Linked DNA regions of Homo sapiens: region 2 is linked to region 1. Evidence: read pairs that join two places in POLR2A ChIA-PET (ENCODE). Cell type or tissue: PC-9. All regions are shown on one strand.

What was found. ChIA-PET counts read pairs that join two places held together with the same protein. Peaks named below come from ENCODE experiments on the same cell type or tissue, not always from the same donor. Only the 100,000 strongest peaks of a DNase experiment are listed, where the experiment ranks them.
Region 2: POLR2A ChIA-PET joins it to region 1 with 5 read pairs; 4 of 35 experiments call an interaction of 5 or more read pairs at or near these places.

The regions. Positions count from the first base shown.
Region 1 is chr3:55,533,116-55,538,115 of GRCh38, forward strand. The region is part of intron 17 of ERC2 (ELKS/RAB6-interacting/CAST family member 2); the gene reads right to left. Among named protein-coding and RNA genes, the nearest start is that of WNT5A-AS1, 48 kb to the left of the region's middle. In PC-9, no CTCF peak of the experiment used is centred here; a DNase peak (open chromatin) is centred at 1,966; H3K27ac peaks cover 555 bases.
Region 2 is chr3:55,704,514-55,709,513 of GRCh38, forward strand. The region is part of intron 15 of ERC2 (ELKS/RAB6-interacting/CAST family member 2); the gene reads right to left. Among named protein-coding and RNA genes, the nearest start is that of ERC2-IT1, 48 kb to the left of the region's middle. In PC-9, no CTCF peak of the experiment used is centred here; no DNase peak of the experiment used is centred here.

The DNA.
Region 1 (5,000 bases):
ATATGCTTCTCGCCTAAGGGATTTTCACAGGGTTAGCAAATCCTGTGTCCGTCAGGGGACAGAGTGAGATCTGGCAGGAGTGTCACAGATGGGAGAGGCCAGGCTGTGGCAGAGGCCTCCTGGCAACAGAGGCTGAGTCCAAGAAGGGCTCAGGGTGCTTGGGTGAGAGACGGGGCAGAGGGAGAAGAACATGACTAACCATTCTAACCAGGGCTCATGACCGTTCAAAGGTTCCCTCATCTCCCTCTGTGTCCGGAATGATACTGACAGTATTCACACGAATCACCTTAGGAACCAACGTTTGCTGCATGCCCTGTACCAGGCTTGACACTAAGCACACAGCATGTCTTTTGGCATTTAATCCACACTACCTCCCTGTAAGGGGAGTGATCATAGTTCCATCCAAACCCCGAGTCCACTCCCTCAGGCAAAAGGAGCAAAGAAGCCAAAGAGTAGAAGACTGCCAAGAAGAGAGGAGGTGAGAAAGGAAGGTGATGGGGTGAGGGCAGTGGGTAGGAGACCCAGAGGCGGCTCAGGCCACTGGGGCTGGTGTGGAGAGATCAGGATGCCAGCAAACCAAACAGCAACACACGTGTGCTGCTCCTGGGGAGATGCTTCCATGGGAGTCTCAGACCCGCTCCTTGCTCTCCTGACTCTCACATGCCCGCACTTCACCCAGGACAGCTCTGCATTTTCTCCCTTCCAGATGCTGAGGTTCCTTATAACATTTCCTTCGAATTCAAGATTTCATATTATTTTGATGATGCAGAGACAGTGAAGCCCAGCGAGGGGCAGGTCACCCAGGGAGTGAGTGGTAGCGTGGCGAGCTGGATAAGAATGCAGCCCCTACAATTGGACAGGTCAGGATGGAATCCCAGCTTGGCCACTTACTGGTCATGTGCCTTGGGCAAGCGACATCCTCTCCGAAAGCCCAGCTTCATCCTCAGGAAAAGGATAACAGGAACTCCACACTGGATGGATGTGAAGATGTGATGAGATCCTGTACTGAAGAACTTAGCACAGTGGGGTGCAGTGGCTCATGGCCATAATGCCAGCACTTTGGAAGGCCAAGGTAGGAGGATTGCTTGAGTCCAGCAGTTCAAGACCAGCCTGAGCAACATAACAAGACCTCATCTTAACAAAAAGAATAAAAATAAATTAGCCTTAGCCAGGCGTGGTGGCATATGGCTGTGGTCCCAGGTACTTGGGAGGCTGAGATGGGAGGACTGCTGCAATCATACCAACGTACTCCAACCTGGATGACAGAGTGAGACCCTGTCAAAAAAAAAAAAAAAAGGCCAGGCTTGGTGGCTCCCGCCTGTAATCCCAGCACTTTAGGAGGCCAAGATGGGTGGATCACTTGAGCCCAGGAGTCTCAGAACAGCCTGGGCAACATGACGAAAGCCTGCCTCTACAAAAAAATTACAAAAATTAACAGCATGTAGTAGCACACGCCTGTAGTCCCACCTACTTGGGAGGCTGAGGTGGGAGGATCAATCGAGCCTGGGAAGTCGAGGCTGCAGTGAGCTGAGATTACGTCACTGCACTCCAGCCTGGGCAACAGACCTCGTGTCAAAAAAAGAGAAGGACCTAGTACAGGACCTGGTGCAAAATAATAGCTCAATAAATAGTAGTGAGTATTATTTTCAGTCCTATTCAAATTCTTCCCTTTTCTTGGGGTCAAGCTGCAATCTGAAGGAGCACAAGGTGATGACAGGAGGTTCCCCAGTCATTTCAAAACCAGGACCCAAACAGAACAGTGATGGCCCCCATGGTTTTGAGAGGAAATGGCTGAGCATCATGGTCAATGGAAGACATAACGGTGAAGAGGCAGCATCTGCACAAAGAATCCAGTGGCTGAAGTCTAGCAGCTGAAACAGCCAGGGACACAAGTCACTCGACCATCAACCATCAGTCACTGTGGCCATTTCCACCAGGGTTCCTGCTGTGGCCATGACTCATCCCAGGTGTATCCAGGATGTAGTATTTCATGGTGTGTGAGTTCAGTATGTTATTTCAGTGGCTCAGAGCTTCATTTCCCAACCAGCTTTCCAAGTGGGGCTGAAACATGTTCCCCTTCATCTTGCCTGACTTGTAGTTTCTTCAGCTCCTCTTCTAAGTGACAGGAGAAATATCCTCTGGAATATTGGAAAGCAGGAAACTACTGTACAAAAATAAATGGGTACCTTAAGCCAACTTGCTGGAATTCCACTGCATGACTGCCTTCCAAATTCAACTAAGGCCCAGAGCTTGTGTGAGTGCCAGCAGGTCCAGGAATATTATTTTTAGAGAGAAAGGCTGTGGGTGGGTTTTGGGGAGAGAAGGTGGAAGTCTATTCTAAGCCACAATTGAGGGGTGTTGCCAGAGCAAAAGATTTATACCCAGGAGACAAATGTTTGGAGAAACTGAGGTTCTGATGACTGGTGTGAGCCACCGGCAGCAGATAACAGTGGAAAAGGTGGGAGTAAAATAGAGGTAAGGCTCACACCCATGAATGGGGCTGTCTGTACCCTCTTCCTAAAGCATGACCTGTGAAAGGGGCTAGGACCATCTCCCCCATCCTATGTGGACCTTCTTCCATTCCTTATATTAAAACAACACAGGCTGGGCGTGGTCGCCTATTATCCCAGCACTTTGGGAGGCCAAGGTGGGCGGATCACCTGAAGTCAGGAGTTTAAGACCAGCCTGGCCAACATGGCGAAATTCTGTCTCTACTAAAAATACAAAAATTAGCCGGACATGGTGGCGGGTGCCTGTAATCCCAGCTACTCAGGAGGCTGAGACAGGGAGGGAGAATTGCTTGAACCTGGGAGGCGGAGGTTGCAGTGAGCCGAGATCACACCACTGCACTCCAGCCTGGGCAACGAGAGCAAAACTCCATCTCAAAAACAAAACAACAACAACAACAAAAAAACAATAGTTTTAAGTCTCAAATTCTAATCCCATTGTCTCTGATGTGCCCAGAGTAAACTTTCTAAAACATACAAATTGGCATAAGTCCCTTTGGTAGCTCCTTACTGTTCTAAGGAAATACCCACAAGACCAAGTCACCTCCTTAAGCTTCTTCCATCTTCCCAGCTGCCTCCACTCTCTGATTTAGCTTTCTCCTGTCCTCCTTCACTGGACAAACTCAAACTCACTGTCCAGACCTCAGGTTAGACAACACTGCCTCTGGGAAGCCCTCCCTGAGCCCTGGTCTGAGTTAGATGATTGTTGCCCTTGCTTCCAAGGCCCCGTACCTCCCCAACCCTGAGACTTCCCAGACGTAGCTGTGCGGTCCTCCCAGCTGGGCTGTGAGCTCCATGGAGACAGGGATCCTGCCTACTCGGTCTGCCACTGTGGCCCTAGCACTGTGCCTGATACAGAGTATGTGCCCAATAAGCACATATTGTATTGATTGGCTGAGCTGACTTGATGCAGGGCCTGGAGTAAGGTCTTGCAGGACCCAAGTTTGTTAGTCTCTGTCAAAGGAGTTGAAGTCATAAATTGAGAAATTGTGAAACATAAAAATTGAAACTTATTTAAAGAGTTTCGTAGTAATAAATCTGAACTTCCTGGCCCCTGCTAAGGGGCTACACTAAACAAACGGGTGTGGGAAATAACTGAAGGGTAGGAGCCCCTACCATCTTACTCAGATATCAAGACAACCTACCAGAAGTGGGGCAAACCCTAGATCACTCTCAGAATGCTGATGGCCTCCCAGCCCCCTCGGCCCAGTGCCTCAACCCCGTCCTACAGGAAGGGACTGTGAAACCTCAAGCTTTTGCCTTGAAATTAGAGGCATCTAAACCTGTCACCTAAGAACTTTCGCCACATATAATTATTGACCTGAGACATCAGTCACATTAAAAAATTCAATGCTGACAGAGGGCAAAAGAAAAGCGTCTAGAATATCAAAAGGTAAAGGGTCCAGATTAAAAAGAGAGATGCAAGGAGGGCTTTTCCCAAGTCACAGCCTTTAATTGACTCCAGTCTCTGCTGAACACCTTGGCGTCCTTTGCCAGCATGCTGGGAGGCCGCATGGGCTCCACCGACACCGGTAACTCACTGCAGACCAGCGGGGCTGGCCGGCCACATTTCCACAAGAAGTCTCCCCTCACAGCCATGCTGGGTGCCACAAGCAATCAATGTCTGCAAATGACAAGTTTGCTGAAAGAACAGTCTTAGAAACCAGGATAGGTTTGGAGCATAGAGGTGGAAGACGATGGTTTCCCCCCCTGAAGTGACAGACTCCAGAAAAGCATCTAGAATATCAAAGGGTGAGATACCAGGCCTGAGACTTAACGAAGTCTGGTCCAAAGGGAGGCTGGCTGGTGTTTTTCATTCAAAGGTCAGTTGAGTAAATGTTATAGTCAGCTAGCTGATTTCTTTGGATCCTAGCTTACCCATCTGTGAAGTGATTCTAGAAAAATGATCGGTGTCTCTGCTCCCCGACTCGCACTTTAGAGCAGAGGCATACTTTTAAATTAAAAAGCTCTCCCCGCTTACAAAGGCTGCATACTCTGGGTCAACCTCTAGTTTAGTACAAATGCAGCTTTCCACTCTTTCAGATACAAAGAAATCATAAGCTGTCTTGGAAGGAAATTAAAAAGACAAACCAGGGTAATTCTTGTAGAGAGCCTTAGAAACCAAAGTCCTGCTTACTCTGCATGGAGGACACAGGTCATGAGGACACATTTCAACATCTTTCCCTTTTGAAAAAAGTTTCATTAGCATCTTAGTTTTCTGCAAAGAAGTCCAAAAATGGACCAAAGGGCTTCTGAACCACAAATGAAGGCTGTGCCTATTACTCTATTAGAACACTGCATCCCCTTCCCCCAATTGCGGACGAGCCCACCACCCTCCAATTGTCTCTCTGGTAGGTGTGTGGGAGGCGGTGGGGAGGAGATTGTATGATCAGCATGTCAAATCCTTTGAGGTCATTTAGGATAAAACTGGTATCAAAAGGAATGTCAAGCAGAGAAATCTAAATAATTAAAATCTGTTAGTAGCTATAGACC
Region 2 (5,000 bases), 170 kb after region 1:
ACTCTTCTACTGTCTTGTTTCCACCTAATCAGAGCAAGGTGAACAGCTCTTGTCTCCAAGTAAAAGATGAGCAAACCAGACAAGAATGGGATGGCTAGGAGAGGAGAGATTTCCTGACCATCCACTAGACTCACATAGCAATGAATCATAATTGAGTAGAATCTAAGTTGCAGCACTCAGGTCACAGTTGGAGGACAAAATGAAGTCAGAGGATGCAGAAGCTATTAAAGGAATGTGCCGCATTGGGGAACTTTCTGGGAGTATGTAAGAATAAATGATGTAAAGGCTTCTACTGTGGACACTGCACTGAAATTCACTCAACACTTACTGAACATCTGCAACTGCAATGATGCCAAGAATAATTATGTGCCAGGCTAAGTGTTTGGCCAGCATTCTCCTGCTGAATCCTCACTCCTGAGATGGCTATTCTTGGGGCCCTCTTTTACAGATGAGGAAACTAAGCCCATAACTATTCAGCTAGTGAGTAGAAGAACAGAACTCAAACCCAGATGTCTGACTCCAGAGTCCTACAGCAGTGTCATGAAGGGTAAGGTCCACTCCAGGTGCAGGGGTGAGGCAAAGATGAATAGGACATGAGGAAATAGAAGCCTGACTATAAAACCGTATAAGAAGAGGAGGAGGAGAGAAGGGTATGGTTTAAATGGATGTTCAGAGGCAACAGATCCCCTCCAGCTGAGGGCAGAGGCATCAAATAAGGCTCCATGGGTCAAACGCCCCTTGAGTTAAGATTTGAAAGTTGGCTTGGCTATAGGTATAAGGAGAGTACACTGGGGAGATCGCACAGTAAAGTGGCCCTCCAATCACCTTGAGAGGAAAGCAGGTCAATGAGGGGAACTAGAACACCAAATGTGAGATATGCAAGTGTGTGTATGTGTGCGGGCTTCCTTCATTCCTTTACTGGATGTGGAAAGAGCAGGAAATGTATGTGAGATGAAAATTCACCACCTTATTTTTCAAAATAACATCAACCTGTGGCATTTGGAAGGAATTTAAGACAGAGCCACAGCCATATACTCACCCATGTCACACTGTAACATCTCTGGGAAAATGGGCCAGGCTCTTGGCATCTGTGTGTTTACAGATATCTACACAATCCACTGCTATAGCATCAGTCCTTCCCTGAGCACTGGTCTGATCTCCCCAAATTCATTCAGCTGATCCATCCTTCCTGCCCCTCCTCTATAGCAGAACAGAACACTGGTCGGACTCTCCCTCCCAACTTTGTTAAAGGTGGCTCTCTCTCTCGGTCCCTATTTACAGACAGAAATTTAGTAGATCATCATGAAGGTTTGGCTGGTGTTTTTATACCTACTCATTAAGCACTTTTATTTTATTTTATTTTATTTTTAATTGTTGCAGAGAATGTCAGGGTCCCTCCTATATTCTCTTGTTCCACACCAGATCTTGTCTGCAGCTTGGATGGACAGTCCTGGATGTGCTGCTGTCTTCCCACCAGGAGCCCGTGCATCTTCCTCGGCTTGAGGTCTTGCTTTGGCCACAGGTGCACACTTGGCCAGGGAATGGGGCAGATGGGAAGTGTTAGGGAGCTCACGCCCCTGAAACAACTCTAAATCTGTGAGGGAAGGAGATGGTACATAAATAGCCAGCATCCTGGCCCCTCAGTGGACAACCCTACAGTGTGCTCCAGAATCTTTCACTAGGTCCTCAGCAGTGGGAGCCCTGTTTGACTATAGCAGAAAACTGCCCATTGATGCACCCTTTGTTGGCCTTTTCCCTTCCCTGTATCACTGCCCCATTCTCTCACCATGTTTCTGGAGATCACTTCTCAAATAAACTACCTGCAGTAAAAGCTTGTCTTGGGATCTGTTTTGTTTGTTTCTGTTTTTTTTTGTTTTTGTTTTTGTTGTTGTTTGTTTTTTTGAGACAGAGTCTTGCCTGTCACCCAGGCTGGAGTGCAGTGGTGCAATCTCGGCTCACTGTAACCTCTACTTCCCGGGTTCAAGTGATTACCCCACCTCAGCCTCCAGAGTAGCTGGGATTCCAGGTGCCTTCCACCACTCCCAGTTATTTTATTTTATTTTATTTTTTGTATTTTTAGTAGAGATAGGGTTTCACCATGTCAGCCAGGCTGGTCTTGAACTCCTGACCTCAGGTGATCCACCCACCTCAGCCTCCCAAAGCAATGGAATTACAGGCGTGAGCTACCTCACCCAGCTTGGGGTCTGTTTTTGCAAGAATCTCAGCTAAAACCCTAATCATAGTTGAATAATTAACAAGCCTGCACTTAATTTTTGCACAGGACTAACACACCTGTGACTCCTAGGCTCTTTTCCATGGATACTTCTTGAGAGTTCTCATCACTTAGCGTGACAGAACTCTCACCTTCCTTAGGGAAGTAACACCTGCCTAGCACTAATTCAGTTTCGGCCAAACATTCATATTGAGACTCAGACTGAATCAGGATTCCTTGAGTCTCATTTCCTATATCTAAAAAATGGGCAAGAGAGGGAAGAATGTCTTCAGCATAAACCAAACACCATAGATAGACAGACAGATGCTGATCTACTGCTCCTATTGCATATTTTGTGCAGTTTTTCTTTTCTTTTTTCCTGCTAAAGTCAGGGGAGGGAAATTATGTTGCTAAGTTGCTTTCTGTGGCCAGGCGCAGTGGCTCATGCCTGAAATCTCAGCACTTTGGGAGGCAGAGGCAGCCGGGTGGCTTGAGCTCGGGAGTTAGAAACCAGCTTGGGCAACATAGTGAAACCCCACGTCTACAAAAACAAAATACAAAAAATAAGCTAAGTGTGGTGGTGCATGCCTGTAGTCCCAGCTACTTGGGAGGCTGAAGTGGGAGGATCACCTGAGCACAGAAGGTTGAGGCTGCAATAAGCTGTGATCATGCCAATGCACTCCAGCCTAGGCAACAGAATGAGATCTTGTCTCAAAAAAAAACATTGCTTTCTGCTGCCACCTTAGGAACCTGGGGAATCCCCTGAAGGGTTATGGACAGTGACTGTAGCCAGAAGCAGCATCTCCCCTGTTCTACTGTCAGCCAGTACAGCCCATGAGGAAGGATTATTTATAAAGAAAGAGTTCTATGTGCTCTGCTCATAATGTTAGGATCCTAACCGACATTGTGAGATGGAGCCTCCTGTTAACATAAAAAATAATAACCAATGCCTGCTTGGCCCTTGCTGTGTGAACAACACTGTGTTGGCATCATCTCATTAAGTCAGTCTGACATCAACCCTGCGATGCAGGCAGGGGTGGGGATTGTATTTAAAATCTTTAATAGCTGCTATGACAGATGCAGAAACCCATGAGAACCAAGAGTGACACAGTTGCACATGCCCTGAATATTTGCCTTGGTTGAAGCTTCTTATTACTCCCACTTTACAGATGAAGAAGATGAGGCTTAGGGATTAAGCAACTAATCAGAGCTCAAATAACTGGTAGATCTGAGGCTCTGACTGTGCAGCCTCCTTTGTAACCAGTGCATCCCACTGCTCAGATCCTTAAGGACCAGCCCCTTCATAAACAAATCAAGACTGACCTGGGAATGGGCTCTGATCACCCACTCCAATCATAGCTTTAAAGAAAAGCAGCTCACTTTTGATTTTAAAATTCCCTCTGAAAACGATGGAACTCAGACACATTAGAAAATCTTAATGGAGCCCCAAAGAAGTCCATGTTACTGACCATCCCCTAATATAAATTCAAAAGTCATTATGCACAGTCCACACTAGCGTTTAATGCTTCAACCAATGAGACAGCTAACAGCTAGGCTAACACATTAGCAACTCCAGACAACCAAGGAATTTCTAACATCCTGAGCACCATTGCTAGTGGCAGAGTCTGGGGGAAGGGAAAGGCCCTAGATGTTTCCACCACAAAGTTACTTAGTTAAGCGCAGGTCTGTTTAATTAAGTCGTGGGCAGCACATGCTATACTTAGCTTTTAAACACTTGTAAAGTCCTCTTCATTCATTTATCTTACTTGTCACTGACAAGCTCTTCAAGGACTGTAACAGTATGCAGAGCATGAAGAGCCTGGGTAAACAACACATATTTTATGTGGAGTCTAAACTGTTTCAACTCAGAAAGTCAATAGAGGGTCTCTGAAAAAAACTCCAGACTCTTCTACTACAGTGTGGAAACATTCTGTGCATGGTCTGTTAGGAGTTTCTTTAGAAAGTGAACTCCAAATAAAATCCTAATTTTTTAACCCAAAGGTAAAAAGACAAAAATAAATAAATAAATAAATAAATGGAGGAGTGGAAGAAGAAAGGTGGGAGAGAATGAAGGAGACTGGGAATAAATAAAGGAAGGAAGAAAGGAGGGAGAGAGTGAGGGAGGGAAGAGAAAGAGGAGAGAGAGAGAGAAGAGGAGAGGTAAGGAGAAGAGAGGGAAGAGAAGACAAGAGAAGAGAGAAAAAGAAAGGAAGGAGAGAGGAAAGACAGTGTTTGCAGGTATTGAGATTCGGACTCTAGAATTGTGCTGACAAGTGAAGACAACATTTTCATTCCATTCATAATCCAACAAATATTTATTATCACTGGTTTAGGGAGAACTGGCATCATCAAAACAGCTCCCTAACTAATGAATGGGCAAAACAGCCTCGGGGTATCGCCTAACAGAATTGGCCAATAGGCTAGAAACTGGAGCGTGAACATTCTAGTAGAACTCTAGGAGCATGTGAGATTCTAGGAGAATGTGAGGTTGAGTAAAAGCCAGCAGCGCCCTCCGAAAGAGGCCGTGAGAGTCTTAAACAGGGCTATGAAGAGAGGGGTTCACATACCCTTGGAGGCAAGATAATTCACAGGGAGTAAATGAACTGCTCAACAGTTACATATTTACTCTAAAATATATTAAAATAAATTATAACAAGCACATCAAAGAGAGGTTTCATAGAAATTATGTCTTAGGATGTGGAAAACACTGTGAAGGTAATCCTCAAAATGTCTGAAGCTTGAGACACCACCATCAGAAGGGAAGGGTAAAGCAAAGGAGAACGGACTG